Regions from separate parts of the Homo sapiens genome. Here regions 2, 3 and 4 are each linked to region 1. Evidence: chromatin contacts called from ENCODE Hi-C data. All regions are on one chromosome and are shown on one strand. Each heading gives the region's core, a stretch centred on a gene start or an enhancer-like site at or near the end of the contact. The rest is flanking DNA. Distances are from core to core; before and after follow the strand shown.

The links. Hi-C counts contacts between places; a loop is a spot of excess contacts on that map. Pooled maps may share reads with other maps.
Region 2: a loop to region 1 is called in a map of heart right ventricle, with 4 times the contacts of the local background. The contact joins the enhancer-like site here to the promoter of ZNF330 in region 1. A Hi-C loop is called at or near these places in 8 of 168 maps with a recorded cell type or tissue (Right ventricle myocardium inferior, cardiac septum, endothelial cell of umbilical vein and 5 more) and 20 of 50 pooled maps.
Region 3: a loop to region 1 is called in a map of ascending aorta, with 3 times the contacts of the local background. The contact joins the promoter of LINC02432 here to the promoter of ZNF330 in region 1. A Hi-C loop is called at or near these places in 4 of 168 maps with a recorded cell type or tissue (IMR-90, MCF 10A, ascending aorta and 1 more) and 12 of 50 pooled maps.
Region 4: a map of ascending aorta shows a loop between it and region 1 (2.3-fold over the local background). The contact joins the promoter of RNF150 here to the promoter of ZNF330 in region 1. A Hi-C loop is called at or near these places in 1 of 168 maps with a recorded cell type or tissue (ascending aorta), 1 of 37 single-sample maps with no recorded cell type and 9 of 50 pooled maps.

What each region holds. Positions count from the first base shown.
Region 1 is chr4:141,219,577-141,222,276 of GRCh38, forward strand. It overlaps ZNF330 (zinc finger protein 330), which reads left to right and starts at 1,319. Exons shown (of 10, transcript NM_014487.6): 1 at 1,319-1,532. RefSeq lists enhancers at 1,104-1,610, 1,611-2,115.
Region 2 is chr4:141,153,057-141,155,756 of GRCh38, forward strand. It overlaps a transcript of RNF150 not described here. Among named protein-coding and RNA genes, the nearest start is that of RNF150, 21 kb to the left of the region's middle. Within about 2 kb of position 1,341, at least 2 of the 41 ENCODE cell types and tissues checked have a DNase peak (open chromatin) inside an H3K27ac peak, as active enhancers do; they include heart right ventricle, where a contact is called at or near this core.
Region 3 is chr4:141,331,276-141,333,975 of GRCh38, forward strand. LINC02432 (long intergenic non-protein coding RNA 2432) reads right to left here and starts at 1,342. Exons shown (of 4, transcript NR_121625.1): 1 at 884-1,342. RefSeq lists an enhancer at 237-1,436.
Region 4 is chr4:141,132,115-141,134,814 of GRCh38, forward strand. RNF150 (ring finger protein 150) reads right to left here and starts at 1,355. Exons shown (of 7, transcript NM_020724.2): 1 at 211-1,355. The coding sequence starts at 694. RefSeq lists a silencer at 1,174-1,293.

The DNA.
Region 1 (2,700 bases), core at 69-2,568:
TTCATCCAGTGACTAAATGTCATAGGTGTATAAAGGTCCAGCCCAGTTCCCCTAACTCAAGACAACTCTGAAGGGATATCCCAGATTCAAAACGAGGCCTTCACTGAGACGTCACTGCAGGTCAACTCTTCCCTCTGCTCAATCCTGCTTCCATTTCTCCTGCAGATGTTGTTCCCCAAAGCATTCCCTAACATACTCATTATACTCTTCTCTGACTCAGAGTATGCTTCCTGGGGAAGCCAACCTAAAACAGTTGGTGTCAGGAGTGGTTCAAGTTAGGCTAAGATGGGATTTATGATTCGAATCACAGGCCATGTGACTATCAATGAGGACCCCCTCGGTGGTAGGTGTAGGACACACAGACCTCGGCACAAGGTAACAGTGCAATAGTTACAACTTTCATCAGTAATGAAACTGGGGTGGTATTCTAACGTAACTGGGGTGGTATTCTAATTTATATACGAGTAGGTAAAATGTATCAGGCATTTGAGAACTATGAGGGAAATAGTAACCTTAATGACAGTGGCATTGACTGTTATTGCTAAGTAAAATTGATTCTTTGAAAATAGCAAAAGGCTGAGATGGTTAATTGGCTATCAAAATCTAAGAGTAAATTCCAGAAGGCCTCTTTGGTCCAAATAAAGAGGCTTTTATCTCCTGCAGGGGGAGGGCAGGAAAAGCACAGGAATAGGCCTGGTACTGAATCCTAAGTGCGGCAGAGCTCCGAAAGAGATTAGGAAACCCAGCTTGGTCGGCTATGCAAAGGTGGAGGTGCTTGATCGGAAGGAGATTCTGATGCAGGGGGAGGATCATCAGGTTTCAGTTAAAAGCAGGCAGATTACACATTAGAGGTAGAGAATGTGGGATGATTTGTTCACAAAGGAATGGAATCCAGAGGGCATAACAGAAATAAGAGACAGGGGAGGCTGGTACGGAAGTTCATCAGGCAACTGAAGGCACAGTTTGCGCAGCAACCAAGAAAAGGTGGGATGTGAGGCACGCAAGATGTAGAGGTGGGGAAAGGTTTCCAACAGAATTCAACATGAATTTGCTGTTTGAGTCAATTGATCCAGTACCAAGTCTGTGAGTTCATTTTCCTCTTCCTTTTAGATTTCTCCTTTTTCTAAAAAAGTAAAACTGAGGGGGCCTTCCCCTGCTTTCCCTCCTTCTGCTTCCCTATTTTCCCTCGCATTCCCTTCCTTTTCTGCAGATCCTCTGCTTAGGAATGGGGCATTGGCCCCCGCAGGAGTGGGCGGGGAAGGGGCGGAGCGAACAGAGGTGGGCGGCTCCCGTCCTATGACGTCAGCCGTAAGGCGCTGCTGTCGTAAAAGGACGTCCGGTCCGTCTCCTAGTGTCCGGAATCGGCTGTCAGCCTCCCTGGCTGTTAGTACCTTCTTTCCCGGAGTCCTGGTCCACGAGTTGGATTTACTGCTGTCGCGGGTGGGCCTCACGCCATTCCCTGTCCCTCGGCCCCCTGAGTGAGTCCGGTCTCCCGGCGAAAGTGAGCGAGGTTTGCCCGGAGCGCGCACGAGGTAGGGTGTCCCGCGGGCGGGTGACGGTTGCGGGTCCCCGTTGCGGGTCCCCGAGCCGCCTGGCACCTCCGCCGCTTCTCCCCTGGACGCCCCTCCGCCCCACTGGGTCCTCCAGCTCCAGGCTGGACTCCTAAAGCCGCAGTGCCCCGTGCCTGTTTCCTCATTTGGTGACACACGCAGTGCATGCAAGAAGTTGGAGTGTTACCGGAAAAGGGCTTGAACCCGTATAAGGCTGAGAAGAAGATTCACTCTTTTGAGCGTGCAGAACAAACTGGAGGGAAAAAAAAATGAGATTTAACTTTATCAGAGGATTCAGAGGATATCTCTGAGGACGCAGAAAGTTAATCCGCATGATCACCTCGTGATTATTTTCTGAGGTTCTTTGGCCAGGGCAGCACGCCCTCTAGATTTTGTCATTTTACATATTGGAATGGTGCCTTAGTGGTCTGGGCGTTACGTTACCGAAATAACCACCTATTAAATCTGGCTATTTTTCAGTTGCTACCGTACTGCTTACCACCTGTTTTGTTTTTTTTTTAATTGAGCATTCAGTTCAGAAAACTTCAGTTTAGAAAAATCTTGTATTTCAACTAAATGATGAAAATTAAACATACTCTTAAACGTAAATTTGAACCCCGTTAAAATTACATGCTCACTGCGTGTAGAGGGAAGAGCATTTGTTAAAGTCAGAGCAACTAATACCTTAAATATCTTCAGAATGTTTTGACTTTGTAGTTAATAAATAGTGTTATTTGTTGACTGTTAGATGTTTTGTTTACATATTACATAGGAAAAATTAAACTTGTTATACTTAAGGTGTTGGCAGCGTCAGGTCATCTGAATATATAGCTCAAAAAAGTGATATAAACTGGCTAAATAATGCTCTTATTAATGATTTTTTTGTTTTTGCTAATGATACATGATTCATTTGTTTTAATGAGGTGCAGAATACTTTATCATTGGAGAAACTTTTTTCTTAGTGGGAAAAGAAGACTAGTTTGTCTTTTAGGGTAAATTTTTTTGACGTTTACATTTTTAGAATCGTTAGTGCCAATAAATGCGTTAAGGATCACCCGCTTCATTTGGAATAATATGTGCTTAACGTTTCATAAGGCTTAGAATGTGCTTAACTATCGAAAGGATAGAGTTTAACATTTAACAAGAAAAA
Region 2 (2,700 bases), core at 91-2,590, 66 kb before region 1:
CTTGCAATACACATAATTTTTTTCTTCTCCTGTCTCAGACTGAGAAAAATTTTTAATTCTTTCAAGTGCTGGGAGTATATTGTCATTAAAGATGTCAGAGCACTTTCTAGAGAAGTTGTTGGGGAGGGAGGGTTAATACAGTGTTGTGGACTGAGTTGTGTTCCCCAAAAATTCATTTATTGATTCGTTTATTGAAGTCCTAACTCCCAGTACCACAGATGGTGACTGTGTTTGGAGAAAGGGTTTTTAAAGAGGTAATGAAGTTAAAATGAGGTCATTAAGGTGGGTCTTAATCCAGTTTCGCTGATGTCCCTAAAGAAAGAGTAAGTCTGGACACAGATGGGTAAGAGGAAGACCATGTCAAGACACAGGGAAAGATGGCCATCTACAAGCCAAGGGGAGGGGCCTCAGAAGAAACCAACCCTGCTGACACCTTGATCTTGAACTTCAAGCTCTTAGAATTGTGAGAAAATAAATTTCTGTTGTCTAAAGACACCCAGTCTGTGGTAATTTGTTATGGCAGCCCTGTGTACTAACCCACACAGTAAAGAAATAATGGTAAAACATCTTCAGATGAGCATTCACCTATCCAAAGAGAAAGAGGATAGTGAGTGGGTAGATGATATAGTAGGTTTCAAATGGTCCAGAAGGATATAAAGTTTCCATTACATATTTTTCTATTTGTTTCCCAACTAGATTGTGGGACCACAGAGAGTAGAAATGATGTCTAACCTGTCTTTGAAACTTTTTCTCATAGGTGTTCATGTATGCCTACAGGATTGATCCATAGTGAATAGAGGAGGTATGCAGCAGTGAGCATACACCACAGTGTAATGTATGGCTAAGAGAGCAGGCTCTCGAGTTAGTTTGCTGAGATTGAATCCCAGATATGCCACTTATTAGTTGTCTGCTTTGGGACAAATTTCTCCATCTCTCTGTGCCTCAGTTTTTTCATGTGTAAAACAGATAATCATTATACTTATCTCATCAGTTTGCTGTGAGTACTAAATGAGTCCATATATGTATAAGCACTTAGAATAGTTCCAGGTACATAAATGGCACTCAGTAAGACTTTGCTATTAGACACATCATTTTAAGACTGCCCACAGAGTAAACAACAGGAGGAGCTCTGCTGTAATAGTTGACATAAAGCAGAAAGACTCTGTGTCCAGTTGATAGTACTATCAGTTCCTTGGCCAATTTCCAACTTACGTTCTTCCCACGTAAGTAGCCAGATCCTCCCCACTCTGGTGAAAGGAATTGGCTCTTATAAAACTAATGAGGAACATCACAGGCCTGCATAATGAAAGAGGTCATTCTGTCCTTCCTTAGCGTGCCTGTGTGGCACAATGCTATTAAGTTAGAGGGGCTGTTAGGCAAGCACTTCTCACAATTTGTTGGGTAATGACTCTATTTGGATCAGTGGGCTAAATGCTGGGGGGCTGGGGAAGAGTTGAGAAGAGTCAGAGAACACACACACTCGAGAACAAGTGGAGGCCAATTTCTCTGCCTTGGCTGAACACCTTGCAATTCTGGTGTGTTTCTAGAGAGATAGAATATGCCCCTGTGCAACACATCTGAAAACTTAAGCAGCTATACTTAAAATGCAGACCACATATTTGAGTGCAAAAAGAACATAAATTAACAGCTGAATTTAACTTAAAGAAATCGTATCATGAGAAGGTAAGCTCTCAGGAAGGTTTGAAGGATGAAAGAACACAAATTGGTAGAGATGAGGAAAAGAGAGAAACCATTATTCAACAACAACCTATGTTTCAGATGCAGTGTCTCATTTAGTTTTATCAGTAACCCTAAAGATGGGTAGAGGTAATTACCTTCATGCCTGACTCATAATGATAGGAGACAGGCATTTTAGAAATATGCCTATTCACTAAAATAAATGCTTGGTGATGTCATCCTTCGTCAGAGTCAGATATTTTACCATTAGCTCCTTCTTCATAAACAATCCTCTTTTGTCCGTCAACTTAAAATTGTGAGATCTATACATTTGGAGAGGAGAGCTTTATGTTTTATTTTATTTTATTTTGAGACAGAGTCATGCCCTGTCACCCAGACTGGAGTGCAGTGGCGCGATCTTGGCTCACTGCAACCTCTGCCTTCTGGGTTCAAACAATTCTCCTGCCTCAGCCTCCTGAGTAACTGGAACTACAGGCATGCACCACCACACCCGGCTGATTTTTTTTTTTTTTTTTTGTATTTTTAGTAGAGGCAGGTTTCACTATGTTGGCCAGGCTGGCCTTGAACTCCTGACCTCAGATGATCCACCCGCCTCGGCCTCCCAAAATGCTGGGATTACAGGCGTGAGCCACTACGACCGGCCGAGAGCTTTATTCCTTAAAAAGAGTTGCAGCCTGCAAGCCGGCCATCCTACAGGCCGAGAAGCATAGATTCTGGCAGAAACTGAAAGTGGGCACTTTGAAGGAGGAAGGGTGAGACAGGAATTTATGCTGAATGGGTTGGATAAGTATACATATTAAACAGGGTATAGCAGGACTAGGAATAATCACAAAATTGGGTATGCAAGTATGAGTAGTAAGCAAACATGAATGTTATATACATCCCATTTTCACTTTGGGGTGGAGACAACATTTAAATGCATCAAAATTTGGCTGTATATGTCAAAAGGTGAAATGGAGGACACAAAGACATGCAGTGCCCAGTCCTGTAAACAGCCAGAAC
Region 3 (2,700 bases), core at 92-2,591, 110 kb after region 1:
GAATCTTCAGGAAATTTAAATACTAAATTTATGAAATCCACAACACTTAGTATAGTTTTTCTTACATATAATAAATACTCAACAAATAGTAAATAGAAAGCAAAGGAGCGAGAATGAGAAATTTAAAAAACACTCATACTATAAACTCTAAAAATAAATCCTAATAATGCCTTTTTAGTTCTGATTTTCTGAAGATTATCCTACTAATAGAAGAGTATAATGATATTTAGAAACTATTAAAATGAATAAAGAAATTTGTTTTATTTGAGTGTGTGTAATAGGGTCTGAGCATATATTTCTTTTTTCTCTCTTAAGTGTGCCTAGAGCACATATGCACCGAGAACTCTACTAGATGCTAATGAAACAATGGTGACAAAACAGGCTGTCCCCGATCCAGCTCACAGCGTACTCTGGTACTCTCTGCCTGGTGAGTTGATTTCATGAAAATTTCTTTTGAGTGGTTTCTTTGAGCAGAGCTTAAAGAGGATGAAAGGAGGACAGTTGTCATGAGTAATAGGTGAGGAACATTTACAGGAACAGAAAATTGTCTGAAGACTTTAGGGACATGTCAACACTTAGCTGAGAAAATCATGATGCTTGCATGCCTAACTCCTTCTACCTGGAAATCGGATGTGAGCATGTTAGAGATTTCAGGAAGAGTATGGTGTTTAGGAACAGAGGCACTTGCCACACAGCAAACGTCAGCCAGCAGGAATAAGCACATAGTAGCTTCAGGTGTGATCACCAGCCATAGATTCTCTGTTCCCCACCCCACTAATACTGGGACTTTTTACACACCTATATTTGCCCATATTTTCAGCAGAATATCCTGTAGTATACGTAATAACTGGTAAGTTTAGCACAGGTGGTAAGTGATATTTACCTGTTAATCACCGAAATTTTTTAAGGAGGCTTCTCCTGGCATGAAAGAGTTGGTATTGTGTCCCGAATTGGTTGGTTCTTGGTCTCACTGACTTCAAAAATGAAGCCGCGGACCCTCGCGGTGAGTGTTAACAGCTCTTAAGGTGGCACGTCTGGAGTTTGTTCCTTCTGATGTTCGGATGTGTTCAGAGTTTCTTCCTTCTGGTGGGTTCGTGGCCTCGCTGGCTCAGGAGTGAAGCTGCAGACCTTCTCGGTGAGTGTTACAGCTCTTAAGGCAGCGCGTCTGGAGTTGTTCGTTCCTCCCTGGGGCTCGTGGTCTTGCTGGCTTCAGGAGTCAAGTTGCAAACCTTCAGGGTGAGTGTTACAGCTCATAAAAGCAGTGTGGACCCGAAGAGTAAGCAGTAGAAAGAGCGAAACAACAGAGCCTCCACAGCATGGAAGGACACCGGAGCGGGTTGCCACTGCTGTCTCAGGCAGCCTGCTTTTATTTTCTTATCTGGCCCCCACCCACATCCTGCTGATTGGTAGAGCCTAGTGGTCTGTTTTGACAGGGCGCTGATTGGTGCGTTTATAATCCCTGAGCTAGACACAAAGGTTCTCCACGTCCCCACCAGAGTAGCTAGATACAGAGTGTCCATTGGTGCATTCACAAACCCTGAGCTAGACACAGGGTGCTGATTGATGTGTTTACAAACCTTGAGCTAGATACTGAGTGCCGATTGGTGTATTTACAATCCCCGGGCTAGACATAAAGGTTCTCCACGTCCCCACCAGACTCAGGAGCCCAGTTGGCTTCACCCAGTGGATCCCGCAGCGGGGCTGCAGATGGAGCTGCCTGCCAGTCCCGCGCCGTGCGCCCGCACTCCTCAGCCCTTGGGTGGTTGATGGGACTGGGCGCCGTGGAGCAGGGGATGGCGCTCCTCGAGGAGGCTCGGGCCGCACAGGAGCCCACTGAGGGAGTGGGAGGCTCAGGCATGGCGGGCTGCAGGTCCCGAGCCCTGCCCCACGGGAAGGCAGCTGAGGCCCGGCGAGAAATCGAGCGCAGCGCCGGTGGGCTGGCACTGCTGGGGGACCCAGTACACCCTCCACAGCCGCTGGCCCGGGTGCTAAGCCCCTCATTGCCCGGGTCCGGCAGGGCCGGCCGGCTGCTCCGAGTGCAGGGCCGGCCGGCTGCTCCGAGTGCAGGGCCGGCCGGCTGCTCCGAGTGCAGGGCCGGCCGGCTGCTCCGAGTGCAGGGCCGGCCGGCTGCTCCGAGTGCAGGGCCGGCCGGCTGCTCCGAGTGCAGGGCCGGCCGGCTGCTCCGAGTGCAGGGCCGGCCGGCTGCTCCGAGTGCAGGGCCCGCCAAGCCCACGCCCACCCGGAACTCCAGCTGGCCCGCAAGCGCCGGGCGCAGCCCCGGTTCCCGCTCGCGCCTCTCCCTCCACACCTCCCTGCAAGCTGAGGGAGCCGGCTCTGGCCTTGGCCAGCTCAGAAAGGGGCTCCCACAGTGCAGCGGTGGGCTGAAGGGGGCTCCTCAAGTGCCGCCAAAGTGGGAGCCCAGACAGAGGAGGCGCCCAGAGCGAGCGAGGGCTGTGAGGACTGCCTGCACGCTGTCACCTCTCAGTATCTTTATAAAAGGTGAGCAATTTTCTGCTCAGTGTATGAACTTCTACTCATTAAGACAACAGCACAGTTGAATACTATATTAATAACGATGAATACAGAAGTGATTATTAGCAAGTTCTATATATCTAATTAGAAGGCTTTGGGCTATAACAAACTCTGGGAATACAAGCTCGAGTACATTACCCAATATTTGAGAGATGTCTCAGAACACAT
Region 4 (2,700 bases), core at 105-2,604, 87 kb before region 1:
GCAGCCTCTCCCCTACCCAATACAGTTAATCTTCTCCTCTTTGTAAACCCCCCAAGTGACGCGGAGCAAAACTTAATCGGTCCAGGGAACCCAGACACGTCTTCCGCGCCGCACGGACTTCCCAGAAGGAGCCTGGAGGCAGGCGCTGGATCCCTCTAGGCACCTCCGTCCCCGCCGGCTCCCCTCCCCCGCGCCCGCTGGGCCACTCACCCGCGTGGGGCATGGTGATGGTCTCGTTGGTGTTGGAGCCCACGTTGAAGATGACCACGGCTGAGGCGTTCTGCAGGAACGCGTTCCGGATCTTATCCCTGTACGTGCAGTTGCCCTTGGGGATGAGGGCTATCCAGTTCTTGCCGCGGGTCGGGGCGGCGAACTTGGTGTTGGGGTCGCAGGCCAGGCGGTCGTGGGCCGAGCTGGCCATGACCACCTCCCCGCGGGCGTCCTGCTTGGGCGAGTGCTCTCCGTAGCGCCCGCACTCCGTCTTCTCCGTGTGCAGCTCCGCGCCGCCGCCGCCCGCCGCCCCGGCCCCGGGGTCCGGCGCGGGCTCGGCGTAGGTGATGTTCACGAAGGCGGTGTACCATTCCTCCTTCTCGGCCACGGTAAAGTCCAGGCAGAGCAGATGCACGAAACAAAAGGAAAGCAGCCATGTTGAGAGAGCCAGACTGCAGCACGCTTGGATGAGAGACATTGCCATCTTTATCCGCCGGGGCCCCCTCCCCGCCCCCGCGCCCTCCCTCCGTCCCGTCCCTCCTCCCCAGCCCCGGCCAACCCCGGGCCGCTGCCTCTCCTCCTGCTGCTGCTCACTCCCGGGCCGGAGGGGCCGCGGCCGGGACGCGCAGCCGCCGCGGGGACCGGATTCCGGGCGAGCGGATGGCGCTGGCCCCTTCCCCTCTCAGCTGTAGCGCGGTGGTTGCATTTTGCTTCTTGGGCGCCCGGGGGGCGCGGGAACAGAGGGCCCGCGGGGCTTGCGGAGGAGTCCTGCTGCCGAGCGTCCTGCTCCTTCGCCCGGCTTCGCCTTCTCTCATAAGGGTGGCCGGGGGCCCACGAACTTGCAGGGTGGCGGCCCTGCGCCCTCCAGCCCCGGCGGGGACGGGCACGATTGCTCGTAGTCTGGGGTGCTGCGGTGCGGGGTGCTGCCCAGGGTGTCCCGGCCGCCGCCACTGAGCGCTGGGGCGCGCGAATCCAGCTGCAGCCGCTGCTGCCCTGCGCCGGTTCCCTCAGGCTGCGGGCGCTGCGCTCCTGATCTCGCCGGTGGCTGCGCCTGGGCACGCACTTGCCGCGGGCGGGGCGGGCTTGGGGACAGTGGGAGCGAGCAGGCAGAGCGGAGTAAGCGGTCCGTGTGTGTGTGTCTGTATGTTTGTGTGTGTGTGTGTGTGTGTGTATAATGTGTGCGTGCAAGGAGGAGCTTAGTGTGATGTCAAAGCCCCTGGGATTCTCTTGCCATGTTCCCTTGGTCTCTCTTTATGGGCAGCAGCGACCCCTGTCGGGTCTCAAATTCAACCTCAATCGGCGACTTAATCTAGGTGGAGGTAAAGAGGAAGCGACCCCTCGACCTTTGAGTACGGGAATAACTTCCTGAGCGTTACATTTAGCAAATGTATGTGCCTCTCGTAAACGACCCTCCCGTTTGCTGGAAGTACTGCCGTGAGCTCCCTGATTACCTGTCCTAAGGCCAAAGTGTAAGGTGGTTTGGTATTGAGGTCCTTCCAAAGCTACCTCTGGAATACCTAGGGCAGTGGCTATCAAATCTTTAGTTTTAAAACTCAGACCGATGGGTCCTGCCACAAAGTTTCTGGTTCAGTAGATCTGTGGTAGGGCCCCAAAAATATGCATTTCTAACAAGTTCCCAGGTGGTGCTGATGCTGCTGGTCTAACAACCATTCTGTTAAGATGGGTATAACAATGGGCTTCCTACTGCCCACCTGGAAGCAAACATCTAACATTCGTTTTCTTATAGAATAGGTGTTTTGTCACTCTGTAAGAAGAGAAACCGGGTGAGACATTTCTGGACTGTGTTTATTCTGATTGTCATGGCTGGGAACAGGGGACTCGCAGCACCAACAGGCAAGGGAGGTTTGTTTGGGTTATTGTTTATAGTGCGCTCTCCAACTGTGCATAGAGATTACAGTAGTCAGCAGACAGTACAGTCCCCCTAGTGTAGTGTTCTTAAAACTGTAGTACAGCAGAGTGCCTTACCAATTAGACGTTTTGGTGGTGGATATCCTTTCCCTTGGCTTGAGATGCCTGCCATATAGTCTCTAAAAATATTTGTTTGATGGTTCTCTATCATTTACATTGTGTTTCCCACCTGATGCTCTTTCAGAGAACCCAGGACCCATTCATGATTTAAATTTAAAAAATGAAAGGCTGCCTTTTCCCCAGGACTTTAGCATGTTTACAGCTCTTCGTTAATGAACGTCCACCAGTACAACTTCTCTTTTTCCGGCAGCAGTACAAACAGCTGATGGCTGTTAAGGGAGGGCAAAGAGCCTCAGCTGTACCCAAATTAGAAGCAGGCACAAGAAGAACTACTTAGAAGAATTTGTCTCTATGGCATTTGATGTGCTGAATTTGTATGTGTTCCTAGCTTATTCATTTTAGAAAATAGGCTTCTAGGCAATTGGGACAGTGCTTTTTATAGCGCTTACTGCCAAGGAGGCAAAAGTGGAGACACCTGGCTGCTGGTTCCTGAACCACCAG